2 separate regions of the Homo sapiens genome follow, and region 1 is linked to region 2. Evidence: chromatin loops called from intact Hi-C (ENCODE). Cell type or tissue: stomach. All regions are shown on one strand. Each heading gives the region's core, and the rest is flanking DNA. Links, peaks and the distances in the headings are about the cores only. Region 1 holds the start of C2CD4B (C2 calcium dependent domain containing 4B). Region 2 has its middle 60 kb from the start of C2CD4B.

The links. Peaks named below come from ENCODE experiments on the same cell type or tissue, not always from the same donor. Only the 100,000 strongest peaks of a DNase experiment are listed, where the experiment ranks them.
Region 1: it touches region 2 in a loop (3-fold over the local background); 3 of 110 quality-filtered maps call a loop at or near these places.

What each region holds. Positions count from the first base shown.
Region 1 is chr15:62,162,970-62,168,340 of GRCh38, reverse strand. C2CD4B (C2 calcium dependent domain containing 4B) reads left to right here and starts at 3,056. Exons shown (of 2, transcript NM_001007595.3): 1 at 3,056-3,146; 2 at 3,317-4,806. The coding sequence starts at 3,357. The coding sequence ends at 4,451. LOC124903502 (a long non-coding RNA gene) reads right to left here and starts at 2,928. Exons shown (of 2, transcript XR_007064669.1): 1 at 2,169-2,928; 2 at 1,747-2,051. RefSeq lists enhancers at 2,406-3,005, 3,006-3,605. In stomach, for the core only: no CTCF peak of the experiment used is centred there; DNase peaks (open chromatin) are centred at 3,020 and 3,500; H3K4me3 peaks cover 3,209 bases; H3K27ac peaks cover 1,558 bases; H3K27me3 peaks cover 4,758 bases.
Region 2 is chr15:62,222,887-62,228,257 of GRCh38, reverse strand. No RefSeq gene overlaps it. Among named protein-coding and RNA genes, the nearest start is that of C2CD4B, 60 kb to the right of the region's middle. In stomach, for the core only: no CTCF peak of the experiment used is centred there; no DNase peak of the experiment used is centred there.

The DNA of each region.
Region 1 (5,371 bases), core at 133-5,132, 60 kb after region 2:
TTTTATTCTGTTTTTTTCCCTTTGTGAGCCTGTTTCTGCATCTCTACCTTCTTTATAGGGTTGATTAGATAAGATAAAGTATATGAAGCATTTAACATGACTTCCACCTACTACATAGTCAGTAAACATTATTGTTATTAAAGAGATCATTTCTTTAAAATAACAATTTCAAGGTTTGAATACAAGATGATAGTGGCCTTTATGTGGTTATTAGGCACAAAACTGAAACAACTGGAGCGATCGAAGTTTCCACTGAGGAGCTGTTTTTTATTTTCTCCCAGTGTGATTTAAGAATATGGAAGGAAGCCAGGCCTCCAACTGTGGGTTCCAGCCTATAGCTGTGGTTGAATAAGTGACTATCTGAAAAGGATCCCTGGGTAAGTAATTTAATTTCCCTGTATCTTACTTTCTCTTCTATAGAATATTGATTCATGGGAAGATAACAGTTCTGGAAAACCCTCTAGATAGGGATTGTGTTAATAGCCACGTTTGCGTTGCTCTGTAAACATGGACGTGCTGGGAGTGCAATCACTCAAATCCCATGTCCTGCTTTCAGCATCTTTCACCCACCGATATGATGTCTGAGTGTTCATTGTCACCAAGGCCATTTTCACTGAGGTTTCATTTGAAACGAGCTGCATCTACTGCAGGACATAATGCAGGTGTGCTCCACTTTAGAGAGACCGTTTGCCCATGAATCAGCACATTGGCCTGAAGAATCACAGGGAAATGATCCTGTCAGACACCCCTCGGGATGTTTGTGCCTGAAAATCTGGCTTTAGCAGGAATGGCTACTGCTCCCTGGCCCCAGTGGCTGCATATTGATCGATACTTGCCCCATTAAAAAAGCATACAAGTGTCCCTCAGTGTCTGAGGGGGATTGGTTCCAAGGTCCCTCAAGATACCAAAATCCTCAGATGTTCAATTTCCTTATATAAAAAGGCATAGTATTTGCACGTAACCTATGAATATCCTCTCATATACTTTAAGTCATCTCTAGATTACTTCTAACACCTACTACAATGTAAATGCTATGTGAATAGTTATTTTATTGCTTCATTTCTTTTGTATTATTATTTTTTCCAAATATTTTCCATCCGTGGTTGGTTGAATTGGGGGATGCGGAACCTGTGGGTCAATTAAGCAGTAAAGTATTATTAGCCCAGAGAAACACTTACTCTTTTCACCTTTAAGGATTTAAAAATAGTGGGGCTTATTCCAAAGCAAGTATAGTGGAAAATACTACTTAACAGTAGACTGAGATGCTGTAAGAATTAACATTCTGGGTGTAAAGGGCGATACAAATCACACAGTAGACTCTGCATTATATTGAACTGAGTGAATAGATGGAGGAAGGATGGAAGAACAGAAAAAAGGAAGAAAGGAAAGACGGAATGAATTAGAAGAAATTAGCCAAAAAGCTAGGACTTAGGCTCTATGTACGCTATGATCATAGCTTGAATGACCCTAGACAAGTCCCTCAGTTTCTCATCTGGGAAACAGAAAAAATGTCTTCCTTATTGGTTTTCTGTGAGAAAGAAATCAAATTACGTAGAGAGATATGTGGTTGATAGCACCTGACAGTCATAAGACCTGCAGATCAGTATCAATTCAATACAATTCATCAAATATTTACTAAGCCCTTACTATTTGCCTGGCATTGTATCCTGGGTGCTAGAATTACGTAGAGACGAATAAGACAGCCAGGCTTGTAGCCTGGATAAGGCAACCGGGATGGAGGCAATCCCAGTTCTTGATCTTAGGACTTTTATTTTTCATTTATTCATAATAGACTCCCGAAATCCCCTTCTGGTTGAGCTGCCCCAGTCCTTGCCCACTGAAAACCCACAAGGCTATTAGGGGGAGACAAAACTGTAAACCGAAAATTCCAAAGCAGCATGCGAACCGCAACAATGGTGGCCCCTAGATGTAGGAAGGAAATGAGGAGGGACTGAGGAACTGGAGCAGGGGAGTTCCGCGGCGGCTGGGTGGGTGAAGGCACCTGAAAGGGACGATGCGTGGGCTGAATTACAGAAAATAAACAGGAATTCCTATATAAAGAAAAAGCAGAGAAAAGGCATTTCAGATCACAGGAAGCATCACATGCAAAGCCAAAGAAACAGGAAATTGCTAGTTCCAGCTTCTGCCATTAACTGGCTCTTTTTAACCTTTCTGGAATTTCCTCAGGTCCCTCTGGGATTTCAGTCTTCACATCTCAGAAAATGAAGGTCGGGGGTGGAAAGAAGGAATCTATATTTCGGGAAGGTGCTTTCTAACTGGATACCTCCGTGCTAGAGCAAAAAAAAAGGGGTAGTTTTAAAAACGTCAAGTGTTATTTTAGGGCAGGAGCCAGAAGCCCCATGTTTTGTAACTATCAAGATGACAGGCAGAGCCTGCAGCCATTCAGAGGCTTTCTCCACTTGATCTTAGCCAAAAGACCAAGAAGCGATCAGAAATTTTCTCAACGATTAATTTACCCACTTCACCAGTACTTAGGGCATGGACTGAGCCAGGGCCTATGCTATCAAAAAGAGCACAGTCTAGCAGAGGGAGACAGACAGTAAATAAGTATATAAATAACTGGAAACCATATTGGTCTGCACGCTGCGAGTGCGTGGGGACAGGAAAACAGAAGCTCCCAGGACGTGCAGGTCACGTCCAGGTTACATGCAGGGTGAGTGACGGTTTATCTCCTAGCCAAATTAACTTCCTGTTTCCTCGTCCAGCCTCACCTTCTCCAAGAAGCCAGAAACATTTTCAGCCGCCAATTTTTCCTTGGCAGGACGACAGGGTGCCCTCTCTTCACCTGCAACCTTTCCCAGGCCTTGCCTGGGGCTCCACGCACTCACTGCAAATGCGGGTCCCAGAGCTGACCACAAGGTGCCTGCTCCCGCGACAGCTTCGCGCAGACCTGAGCGCCCAGTGCATGCAGACCTCCCGGCGTCGTGGGAGAGGGTGGCGGGAAGGCGGGCTGTGCAGCACCTCCGGGTTGGGCCGCTGGCGGCTGGGCGGGACTCAGCCTACGGTATAAGAGGGGAGCGCCACTCTCCTGGCCGCAGTACTGAAGGTGGCGCCTCGGCAGCGGGCTAGAGGCCACTGGCACTGAGCTTGCAACCAGATCCAGAGACACTGAAGAAGAGAGAAAGGTCTGAAGCGGGGCTGATTTGTTGTGGGTGCAGGGGAGAGGAAGGCTGGAACTGGTCTGGGGTCTTAAACACGTGGGGGACGTTTACAGGGTCTGGGGGAGGGATCCAGCCGCGTCGAGGGGCTGCAGCAGCTCCAGGCGCCCAAACTCAGCAGCTTCTCTCCCCCGCAGGCGCACCTCTTCCCGCCACTCCTAGCCCCAGCCTCCAAGGATGCGGCTCCTCGAGAAACTCTGTTCCTCGGCCGCAGGCAGCTCCGCGCCGAAGCCCGCCTTCGCCAAAGTGCTCACGCCGAATCGCATCCCCGAATTCTGCATCCCGCCGCGGCTGCCGGCCCCTTGCACGCTCGAGTCTCCAATCCGGGCCGCCGCCGTGCCCCGGCGCTGCGCCGCTGAAAGCGACCTGTGGCCCCGCGCGGCAGACGAGGACGCCGGCCGCACGGACTGGGACCCGCGCTCGCAGGCAGCGCTGTCACTGCCGCACCTGCCCCGTGTGCGCACCACCTACGGCTTCTGCGCGCTGCTCGAGAGCCCGCACACGCGCCGCAAGGAGTCGCTCCTGCTCGGGGGCCCGCCCGCGCCCCGGCCCCGGGCCCACAGCTGCGGCGGCGGCGGAGGCCCGGACGCCCCCCTGGGGACCCTGTGCGGCCCGCGAGGTCCGGGCCCGGCCACCCCCGCGGCCCCCGGCGGTCCCCGCCTGCCCCAGGACGCGCTCGCTGCGGGGCCCCGCCGCTGCCGCCTCCTGCGCGTCCCCGACGGGCTGCTGAGTCGCGCGCTGCGGGCTGGAAGGAGTCGCCGCCTGGCCCGCGTCCGCTCCGTCTCCAGCGGGAACGAGGACGAGGAGCGCCGCGCGGGATCCGAGTCCCCGGCCCGGGCCCCCTCCTCGAGCCCGCTGTCATCCAGGGCCCCGCTTCCTGAGCGCCTGGAGGCCAAGGGCACCGTGGCTCTGGGCCGCGCCGGCGACGCCCTGCGCCTGGCTGCTGAGTACTGTCCGGGAACCCGGCGTCTCCGCCTCCGGCTGCTCCGCGCGGAGAGCCTGTTCGGAGGCGCCCCCGGGCCCCGCGCCGTCCGCTGCCGCCTCAGCCTCGTCCTGCGGCCGCCGGGCACTGCGCGTTGGCAATGCAGCGCTGTGGTGGGGCGCAGCCGCAAGGCCTCCTTTGACCAGGACTTTTGCTTCGACGGCCTCTCGGAAGACGAGGTGCGCCGCCTGGCCGTTCGCGTCAAGGCCCGGGATGAGGGTCGCGGCCGGGATCGGGGCCGCCTGCTGGGCCAGGGTGAGCTGTCCCTGGGCGCCCTCCTGCTGCTCTGAGGGCCCAGCCCTCCCCGGGGCGCTCTGCCCTGGAGACTCCGGACACTGACAGCCGCGTGGTACAGAATAAACGTTATTTATTTTTTTATTTATGATACTGCTTTATTGACGTTTTACTTCCTCACCATCCACATTTGTCATCGTCTATTGGTAAAGAAGAAAAAGATAATGACTCCCTGTTCTGTTCACAGGACCCCCATATCTCTTTCCAGACCATTTTTGCATTCCAAGGAAAAATGGGTTGGCTTGGGACTGGGAGAGAAAGGAAGTACACCCATCTGCATTGTTTTTAATTCCTTCCGGTTTTCTATCAATGTTACAGTTTTTTTTTAATAAAGCAAGTTATTCATTCAGAGTCATGCCCAACGTTACGATTCATATACACAGCTTTACATATTGATGCGGCATAGGTAATATCCTAATTTGTGTTTGCGCACGCGCACACATCAGAGTGAGACACTTGTATTATAAGGATGTATATACCCTGGTGGGAAGAAAATTTTTTTGTAGAAAGTTTTCTTTTGGAAGTGAGTTTTTCAAAAATTGGTGAGGAAAACAGGGAAGTGGAGGACCTTCCAATAGATGGGTTATCTAGGGAATAGCTATTCCTGGGGTCTCTCTCTTCCTTACCTAGGAAATCTTAGAAATCTTTCTTGCCTCTGTAAACAAGATGATACTTTTTGTGGCATTTTCTCACCTAGCTATGTATCTAATTACACACTAATTAGCTTTGCGGTAGGATTTCCTAGATGAGTTAAAAAGTAAGTAGTCAGTTTCTTGAACACTGGGTTCTAGAGAGTGTTTTTAAAAATCCAATTGATTTTCATTTGTTAATTCAACAAATAAACCTAAGTCCACTGGAAACTGATTATACCCAAGAGAATTTGCCCTGGGCCACGGGAATCCACCATGTAGTGGAA
Region 2 (5,371 bases), core at 278-5,277:
TCACAGTTCACTACAACCTTGAACTACTGGGCTCAAGTGATCTGTTCCACCCCAGCCTCCAAAGTAGCTAATTTTTTTAAGTAAAAAAAATTTTTTTTTTTGTACAGACAGGATCTCACTGCATTGCCCAGGTTGGTCTCACATGCCTGGCCTCAAGCAATATTCCAACCTCGGCTTCCCAAAGTGCTGGGATTACAGGCGTGAGCAACCCTACCCGGCCTGAGTTGTGTTTTTAAAATCAAGGTTCTCTTTGCATGTCTAATAGTTTTTGCTTATTAAAACACATAGCTGCTGGATTGTGTAGTGTGTATATTTTTTACATAATTTATTCAACCTAGCCTAATAAAATACTACTACTACTATTTCTGCATGTGTGTGTGTGTGTATTTGGCTTTGTCAACTACTTTATTTTCATCAACTGCTTTGGAAGCATTTTGTTTTAAGTATATTTCTTGTTCAACAATATATTAAATAATATATTAGAAAAAACAAAACCCAATAATGTAGTCTCTTTTAATTGAAAAATTCAGCCTACTCACATTTCATAAAATAATTGTTATACTCCCTCTTATTTTTTCATCTTATTTTATGTTTACCATTTATTTAACTATATCCTTTTTTTTGCTTTTCCTTCTTTTCCATTTATTCTCTCCTGTGTCCCCTGTTGATTTAGAAATTCTACTCTATTTTCCCATTCTGCTCATAATTACCTCCCAGTTTGTAACACTCATGATCAGACACGTATTCTTTACTAGTAAATAAAAAGGCATATTCCTCTACATGCCCCCCACCACAAACCCACAAATTTCACAGTCGTCCCAGGGAGACACATGTCTCATGTTTATACCCAGCTACTGAGGCACACCTGGTTGGGGGCAAACAAGCATAGTGGGCTCAGACCTGAGAATGAGACTCCAAGGGCCCAAAGTCCCTGTCTCCATTGCTAGGCTAGCTCTGACAATCCCCAGTTACTGACACTCAAAGCTCCACTTTTAAAGCTGGAGCTGTCTCTCTCAGTGTACCTGTAATCAGACCTCTCAGAAAAGGTCAGATGGGGACAGATTTGGGAGTGAAAGGATAAAGGGCTGCCCCAGGGCATGGGGGAGAAGGGTATAAGAAATAGTGAAATGTGCCCAGGAGAAGTTGAGGGATGACATTTGACTGTGGGGCCACTCTTCCTGGTAGGAGTGTCCCTCAGCAGGTACAGAAGCTCTCCAGCGCCAAAGCCTGGTGAGGCGCTGTGTCCTAGACATGCATGGGAGAAGGGAAAAGGCAAGATAGGGAAGAGTGCCCTGAAGGGTCACAGCAGGGGAAGGAGGAGAGGTCAAGGTGGGGGATATGGTGGTCACGGAGGGTGGATGAAGGGCCCCTGATGGAGAGGCAGGGCTTCAGGCAGAGCTCCCAGTCAGACTGGGCTTCCAGATTGGGGCCTTCTTGTTGTGGAGGAGGTGGGATTTGGACTGGGGAGGAGTGGACAGTACCCTGGGGTCTTGTGAATCAAGTATTTCCTCTTAGGGAGTATAGAAGTGTGCGGAGACAGTCAGGTCAGAATGGGATTGGGAATGGGAGGGCCTCTTACATTTGGCCCTCAGCTGGGCACTCCTTAGGAGGTTGGGTCAGAGCCTGAGCAAGACCCTCCATGCCCTCTGGGTGAAGGTGGACTCCAGCTCTGGGCAAACTCCTCCAGAGACCTGGGACCTTGGACCCCAGCACACCTGAACGGGCTGTAAGGGTCAGGAGCACCCATCCTTCCTCACAGTCTGCAAAGGGCGCTTTGGAAAGGAAAACATCTTAGCTCCACTCCCTCATACTTGAGTCCAGGAAGCAGATGAGAATAGGACATGCACGTGCTAAAGGGAACTAGAGGCATCCGGGCTGGACGCTGGTAGAAATGCAGGAGGAGCATTGCTAGCTCTCGTTAGCTGAGCATTGACCTCGACAGGCGCTGTGATGGATGGTCGTCCCTACAAGTTATGGCATCACTAATGTGGAGATGAAAAACCAGAGGCTCTGAGTTTAGATTGCTTTCCCAGCGTCGCACACCTAATAGGTGGGAGAGCTTACACAAAAGCTGTCTCTCTGATTTCAAAGCCGAATGTCTCAACTTCTACACTCTCCACAATTATTTTGAATACTTTAGCGGCCTTTATTTGGAGTCTGGCCTTACACTTATTGTTGAATGGGAAAGGCGACCAAGAAAAGAACAGAATAGAGGAGAAGACTGATGAGAATAAGGGTTGGGGGAGCCCTTTGTGACTCTGGGCAGTTCCTCCCTGTTCACTTCTATACCTGCTTTCCTCACACACACACCAATGTGCAGGGTTGGCTGATTCCTCGGTTGGAGAGGTATTATATAATCAAATAGGTTCCTCTGCCTCCCAAACCATGGCAGAACCCCCACCAGCCCTGTCCGCAGCAGTCTCCCTCAGCTTCCCCTAAGCTTACATGCCTCTCCCGCTTTCTGTCAGAACTGCACTGTGTGGAAAAGGCCTGGGGGCATTAGGAGGGGCCCCAGAAGGGCCGACAGACTTAATTAGATGGTCAAAGGTCTTGGTCTGTTCTTCCCTGTTTCCAAAATCTCTTCGTGTATCTGCCCATCTTAAAATGTAAAATACATTTAAAAATCTGGGCTTGGCGCAGTGGCTCATGCCTGTCATCCCAGCATTTTGGGAGGCCGAGGTTGGCGGATCACTTGAGGTCAGGAGTTCAAGACCAGCCTGGCTAACAGGGCAAAACCCCGTCTCTACTAAAAATACAAAAATCAGCCAGGTGTGGTGGTGGGCGCCTGTAATCCTAGCTACTCGGGAGGCTGAGGAGGTTGCAGTGAGCCGAGATCACACCACTGCACTCCAGCCTGGGCGACAGAGCAAGACTTAGTCTCAAAAAAAATAAAACGAAACAAAACAAAACAAAAAAACAACTCACCAAAAAAACAAAACCCTACTATGTGAAAAATACAAATAAAAGGACAATGCAAAACCCTCGTATCATCTATCACAAATAAATTGTCACCATTTGGTCATATGTCTCCCTCTGCCCTGCTAAAGGATAAGTGTAAGAAACAAAGTTTAATTGTTGCCTTTTTGGGCGAGTATAAAACCAGTGAAGTTTTTGTAAATCACTTTGTAAAGTTGTGTAGTGTATGTTGTGTCTACTGTTTAAGTCATTAAAGTGTTCAAAGAACTCAACTATACTCACTTTGTGATTGTAATCTAAATAATGTAGGGATATTTATAATTAAACGAGGAATTAATGAGTAGACGCTCAATTAAAAAATGCTTTTAGAGATGGTATCAGATGTATGAGTTTAATAAATTGAGCCCAAAACAACACAAATAGTGGTGAGTATGGCTTCCCGGTGCAAAAACCCTTTGAACCTGGGAGAGTTTCAACATAAAGGCTAAGAGGCAGGGGAGATACAGCAGAGAAGACATCAGAAAGGCCTAAGAGGCGCTAGAAGCAAGGCAGCGACAGGTTACTAGACGCAGGCGCTTCAGAACAAGCTGCCTCCTGGGGAGACGGCAGGAGAGCCAAGTGGGCTCAGCCCCAGATGGCTGAGGGGACACCTAGAGGGTTCCAAGCAGGGGAAGGACAGGCCCGGTAGCAGGGCCTGTGAGTAAGGGCAGAGGGACGGGGAGATGGCTTCACTTCCGAGGAGCGTTGCGCAGGGAGAGACCGCCACCCCGGCCATGGTGACCCGGGAGAGTGACATTGTTCAAAGTCACCGGAAGACATGCGACTGGAAGGGGGACAGGGGAGGAGGGCCCCCCGCGAACAGCGTGCCTCGCTGGGCCCAGACTCAGGCGAATCTCAGGGAACCCATGCGCCCCGTGTTTATACCCTGCGGCCGTGTGTGGAGCTGGGGGCCACCGCCGAAGCCCACCAGGCAGGGCAGGGGAGGGCAGGGCAGGGCGCCCGCGGCTGGGGCTCCTCCCTGCACCCCGCCACGGAGGAGGGGTTAGGACGCCCGGCTCCTCTGACCCACCGCCCAGCGGGGCCCCTGGCGCCGCCCCGGAAGGCCCGTTAGGCCCGGAAACCCCTGGCGGCGGGCGCGGGAGACCACCCCCCACGCAGCCGTTAAAGGGCGTTGATTTCCCGCCTCGCGTCCTCCTTCCGTTAGGGCCAGATGGCGGGGGCTGGTGTTTATTTAGTAGGGGCCCCCATGCAGGAGGACGCCCACTGGAGCTCTGGAGGGTGGGACATCCCCAAACCTAAACTGTTAACTGAGACCTGGAACTGTAGCTGAGTCATATATTCTTCTTCTTTTTTTGAGACGGAGTTTGGTTCTTGTTACCCAGGCTGGAGTGCAGTGGCGCGATCTCGGCTCACTGCAACCTCCGCCTCCCCGGTTCAAGTGATTCTCTTGCCTCAGCCTACCGAGTAGCTGGGGTTACAGACATGCGCCACCACGCCTGGCTAATTTTTTTGTATTTTTATTAGAGACAGGGTTTCACCATGTTGGCCAGGCGAGTCGTATATTCTTGTGGTGATAGTGGCCTTAGGAAAAAAAAACAAAAACAAAAAAAACGCCTTCTTGGATGACGTAAGGTAGAAGCCGCGGAAGCCTTGTTAAACAGTGCATCTGGCCTGTGGGGCAGCTTTTGGATAAACCCCTAGAAAATATGAAAACTCTTGTCACGGGAAGAAGGGGCTGTACAGTGAATGTTAAGTTGGGTGAAGTTTACGGTTCCACCCATGAATACTGAGCTTCAGCTGCCAACCTCGCAGGCCACTTTTCTTCAGCTCAAAGCTGAGGATTTTTAAGCAGATTTTCTGACAACCAGAGGGGAGCAGACATGCTTCCTGCTCTTTAAGCGACTCCCTGGGATCCTAGTCATCCATCTAGTGAAGTCAAGAACCCATTAGAGTTCCACCGACCCAGCCTTTTTGTGCCCAAGTGACAGATTCTGCCAAGTCAGACAAGCCTAAGGGGCTTCTACCACACACGACATAACTATTTTCTTTCTGTTCCTTTCTTTTCCCTATCAAAGTCCTCTCAGGCTCTCATAATGATATAAACATGGGTGTTACCATCCTGCATGAGACAGGAAAGACAATTCTTGAAATGACTTTTAAGTCACTTTGATGTCATTAGAGAAGTCATTTAACAAGTGTGTTATTAAGTTTAAAAAATTAAAAGACTATGGCCTTTGGTGACTTCCCTCCCTGGTGGGGCACTATACTTTGCTCTCTAGCTGTTGCAGCCTTTTTCTGGCTTGCAGGTTAAGTTGGGTGTGTGAGCTGCGCAAAAGCTCTGTAGTTGGTTAATGAGAGCAAACGCTGTGGGCCTGACTTGGAACTGCATCTGGATGTGGACTCCCCCAAGTTACTGGGCATTGTGGGATGGGAGGAAGGTGTTTTTCCTGAGACC